2 separate regions of the Homo sapiens genome follow, and region 1 is linked to region 2. Evidence: read pairs that join two places in POLR2A ChIA-PET (ENCODE). Cell type or tissue: B cell. All regions are shown on one strand. Region 1 has its middle 33 kb from the start of TMEM230. Region 2 overlaps SLC23A2 (solute carrier family 23 member 2).

The links. ChIA-PET counts read pairs that join two places held together with the same protein. Peaks named below come from ENCODE experiments on the same cell type or tissue, not always from the same donor. Only the 100,000 strongest peaks of a DNase experiment are listed, where the experiment ranks them.
Region 1: POLR2A ChIA-PET joins it to region 2 with 5 read pairs; 10 of 35 experiments call an interaction of 5 or more read pairs at or near these places.

The regions. Positions count from the first base shown.
Region 1 is chr20:5,079,250-5,081,749 of GRCh38, forward strand. It overlaps a transcript of TMEM230 not described here. Among named protein-coding and RNA genes, the nearest start is that of TMEM230, 33 kb to the right of the region's middle. RefSeq lists an enhancer at 1,243-1,402. In B cell, no CTCF peak of the experiment used is centred here; a DNase peak (open chromatin) is centred at 1,232; H3K4me3 peaks cover 358 bases; H3K27ac peaks cover 1,888 bases.
Region 2 is chr20:4,955,107-4,957,606 of GRCh38, forward strand. All of the region lies in intron 2 of SLC23A2 (solute carrier family 23 member 2), which reads right to left. Among named protein-coding and RNA genes, the nearest start is that of SLC23A2, 45 kb to the right of the region's middle. In B cell, CTCF peaks have their summits at 1,296 (motif pointing left) and 1,498; a DNase peak (open chromatin) is centred at 1,295.

The DNA of each region.
Region 1 (2,500 bases), 120 kb after region 2:
AGTAGCGGGACTACAGGCACAAGACAGCATGCCTGATTTGTAATGTCATTTAATATCAAAGAGGTTAAGTATTCTCAAGTTTCCCCTTTGACTTTTCCTTGGCTATTATATTAATCTTTTATTTCTAGATAGATTTCAGAACCACTTTGTTGAATTCCCCCACTCCTTCTATGTGATTTTGATTAGAATGGAATTGCATTTGTAGATGAATTTGCATTTCTTTATAATATTGAGACTTTAGGTTTTTGTTTTGTTTTTAGAGACAGCTTGCTCTGTCACCGAGGCTGGAGTGCAATGGCACAATCATAGATCACTACAGCCTCCAACTCCTGAGCTCAAGTCATCTTCCCACCTCAGCTGGGACTACAGGTGCATGCCACTGCACCCAGCTTTTACTAGTGTAATGAAATAATCTTTCCATCTCCTGGGAGAATGGTCACTCACGACTGAAATTCACTGAAATTTTTAAAAAAGAAGAAAAAAAAATTGGAAAGCCTTATTTTCTCTCTCTCCTTTCTTTTTTGAGACAGGGTCTTGCTCTGTTGTCCAGGCTGGAGTGCAGAGGTGCGATCCTGGCTCACTGCAACCTCTGCCTCCCAGGCTGAGGTGATCCTCCTGCCTCAGCTTCCCGAGTAGCTGGGACTACAGGTATGCACCCCCATACCTGGCTAACTTTTGTATTTTTAGTTTAAAAAACTGCATAGTTTTTGTTTGTTTGAAAAAAATCATTACATCTTACTGAGATACTTAAGAAGATTATTTTATAAAACTAATAAAAGCTGGGTTACTATCTTCAGTAACTTTCTATTAATTTGATCTTCAAGTATTTTGTTTTATAGTTATTGTGAATGAGACAATGTTCCTAAATGTTATTCTAGTAGAGTAGAAGTTCTCTCAATTTTGATATTATTTGTAATCATCTATCCTGCTGCTAAGCTCTCTTATTAGTGCAAACAGCTTTTTGAAAAAATCTCTGTGTCCTTAATGTAGACGCCGGAAAATAAAGAAGAAAAATCCTCTTGGTTTTTGTAAGTTGCAATTAATGTGTTCACAAATTATGATTAGTTGCTCATCTTTGTTTCTTTCCTTTTTCTTTTTGTACCAGTTTCATACTTCTCATTTCTACAGCAAGACTGAAAGTTGCTGTGTTAACTGATACAATTTAATTTCTACTGTCTTCTGTGACCCCATGACTGCTTCTCTCCAGCCTGGCAGCAGCTAGCGTGTTCAGTGCCTACTGGCTTAGGGAAGGAATGACACAGCAGAATGTAGAAAAAGGAAGTCAAGTTCTTGAAATTTTTAGTTTCTAAAGTCTTTCTGTCTTTTTTTTTTTTTGAAATGGAGTCTCAGTCTATTGCCCAAGCTGGAGTGCAGTGGCGCAATCTCGGCTCACCACAACCTCTGCCTCCCGGATTCAAGTGATTCTCCCGCCTCAGCCTCCTTAATAGCTGGGTCTACAGGCATGCGCCACCACGCCAGGCTAATTTTCACCATGTTGCCCAGGCTGGTCTCGAACTCCTGGCCTCAGGCGATCCACTCACCTTGGCCTCCCAAAGCTGGGATTGTAGGCATGAGCCACTGCACCCAGCCATCTTTCTCAGACTTGAAATAGCAGATGAGGCGAGTGACACTCTATACCAGGTTACACACTGTGGCCCCTGGACCCCTGCTGATCCATGAACTGTCTGTTACTGTCCATGATGAGTTAAGTACAGATATTGAGAACAAACATTTAGCAGCTGTTACAGCAATATGATGTTGTCACAATATCCAAGTGCATGATTGGCAGACTCATTTCATTCAACAGTGTACAGGCCAAAAAGATTAATTCATGACAATTGGAAATAAAACAAAACTGGTCTTCCATCATAGATTGTTTGATAAGTGCTTCTTTAACTAGAAGTCTCTAGATGCAGAGAAAGAGGAGAATTAGAGAGAAGCATGTGGGTTTGAATCTGAGATGTGTCCCTGCATCTTATCCCCTCCCCTAGAAGCCCAAAAAACTGCTGTAAGTGGGCGGTGGGGGATGGAAGGGGCGAGCTGCCAGCAGGAGAACAAGAGATATCCTTGACAAGCCAGAAAGCTGGAATCGGAAGGGACCCATGCCCTTTTTCTAAGTAGAGTCTGGGAAGTGGCAAGACAGTGAAAAGGCTATGGGCACAGCAGGGGAGCTGGGTCTGGCAGCCCACATGGTTCTCACGCACCCCGGCGGAGCAGCAGAACAATTTGATGTGTGTCCAGAAGGAGCCCAAAGGTAGCAAAGAACCTTGAACACTCCCACGAAGTAGGCACACACGCCACCTAAAGCTCCCACATGCCCAAATGGGGTGCAGAAGGAGCTAAGAGACACAGATCAGAAGAATGTTCATAGCTGAGAACAGGGAACAAAACCACAGCTACCTGTATCACCAGTACCCAAAGCCTAGACAAAACAAAATACATCTTAGCCAGTGTGGACACTCAAGAGTCAGATGATCCTCCTTTCTGGAGGCCTTGACAC
Region 2 (2,500 bases):
GCTGGACATGGTGGTGCATGCCTGTGGTCCCAGCTACTGGGAAGGCTGAGGTAGGAGGACTGGCTTGACTCCATGAGTTTGAGGCTGCAGTGAACAATGACTACATCTCTGCAATCCAGCCTGGGCAACAGAGTTAAGACCCTATCTCTAAAAAGAAGAAAAAAGAATTTGAAAGCTCAAATAATGGAAAAGGGAAAGCAAAATAATTATTTATAGGTAATGCATCTGTCTACCCAGAAAATGAGTTAAAACACACACACACACACACACACACACACACACACACACACACCCTAGAATAAGATACTTCAGAAAGATAGTAAGTTATAAAATGAATATACAAAAAATTCCCATACATGAGCACTAACTCGTGATTCCCCTCTCTTTAAAGTACCGTATAGGTTGGGTGCGATGGCTCATGCCTGTAATCCTAGCACTTTGGGAGGCCAAGGTAGGAGTAACACTTGACCTCAGGGGCTCGAGACCAGCCTGGGAAACATAGTGAAGCCCTGTCTCTACAAAAAATACAAAAAAATTAGCCGGGTATGGGGGCAGTGCCTTTAGTCCTAGCTACTTGAAGGGTTGAGGTGGGAGGATCGCTTGAGCGTGGAGGTCGAGGCTGTAGTGAACAGAGATGGGGCCGCTGTACTCCAGCCTGGGTAACAATGTGAGATTCTGTCTGAAAAATAATTTTTTTTTTTAAAAAAGTACTGTATATATACATGTGCGATTGAGCTTTAAAAAAAAAAATGGCTATGCACCAAGCAGCTTATGGTGGTAATCTCTATAATATAGGGGTTACGGGTGTTTCTTTTTGTGTTTATCTGCATTCTTAAAATTTTAGTTATATCCCTCTCCTTATATTAGGAGGAAAAATTATCAATAGCTCAATTCTTAGTATGTATGTATGGTTAGAAAACTCAGGGCAGAAAATAGGGCAAAACAACTAAAATGCTAAATATGGACAAATACAAGAAAAAAACTTTTAATTCTTCAGAAATAATTTTGCATTTGAAAATATCTAATCTGATTAACATAATCTCTGATTTGTTTTCCTTTTATGAATAAAATCTAAAATGTGTTTTTCTTTTAATTCCACATTTGGAATCATCATTTCTGTCTTTCCAGATAAATGTTAGATATTGACATTTCTGTGCCCCTGCTGTTGTAAAACTGAGTAAAACAACAAAAGAGATTCAAGATTATCAGCTAGACAAAACCTACTTTGACTCTGTAATAAGACAAGGGGGCAGATGCTAGAAATGCTAAAAGCAAATGCATTAACAGCACCCTCTAGTGTTACGAAATCTAATGGCACTTGGTAGAAGAAACCTAAATGTAAGATTTTTAAAAACTTCTTCTGGAAAATTTCAAACATACAGAAAAGTAGACAAAATGAAAACACATTTTCATTTCATATTCAATTTGCTTCCAATTACTGACTGTTCTTACTCTTGTAGCAACTTTTATATTTCATTAAGAGGTGTCAGAGGCAACCAGGTATCTCTGTGGGCCCTTCTCTGCCATTCGATTAGTAATTCAACTAATAAAATCCTTGGTTTTAAGTTGGGCACACAACCAACTAAATTAACTGAGGCAACATTTCCCAGGCTCCCTTGCAGCTAGATGCAGCCAGCCTTAGCCAACGGATATGGGTGAAAGTAAGCATGCCCTCCCCTCTCCCTTCCCTCTTCTTTTTTTTTTTTTTTTTTTTTTCTGAGACAGAGTTTCACTCTTGTTGCCCAGGCTAGAGTGCAATGGCGCGATCTTGGCTCACTGCAACCTCTGCCTTCTGGGTTCAAGCGATTCTCCTGCCTCCGCCTCCCAAGTAGCTGGGATTACAGGCATGTGCCACCATGCCCGGCTAATTTTATATTTTTAGTAGAGACGGGGTTTCTCCATGTTAATCAGGCTGGTCTCGAACTCCTGACCTCAGGTGATCCACCCACCTTGGCCTCCCAAAGTGCTGGGATTACAGGCGTGAGTTACTGCGCCCGGCCTCCTTCCCTCTTCTTACTGGCTGCAGGAACCACCTTGGACTATGTAAAAGAATCAATACTCTAAGAAGCCAAGCATAGTGGCTTATGCTTATAATCCCAGTGCTTTGGGGGGCTTGAGTCAGGAGGGTCACTTGAGGATAGGAGTTTGAGACCATCCTGGACAACACAGCAAGACTCCCATCTGTACAAAAAAATTTTTTTTCTAATTACCTGGGCATGGTGAGGTGTGCCTGTTATCCCAGCTACTCAGTAGGCTGAGGCAGGAGGATGGGTTGAACCTAGGAGTTCAACGTTCAGTGAACTATGATCATGACACTGCACTCAAGCCTGGATGACAGAGCGACACTATCTCTAAAAATTAATTTTAAAAATAAGAATCAATACTCTAGAAATTTTAAAGAGGGGGATAGATTATGTGAGGAAAAAACTTTGATGGTCTTATCCCAGCATGTCAGAGCAGCTAAAACTATAACCTCAAAAAAAAAAAAAAAGAAAAGAAA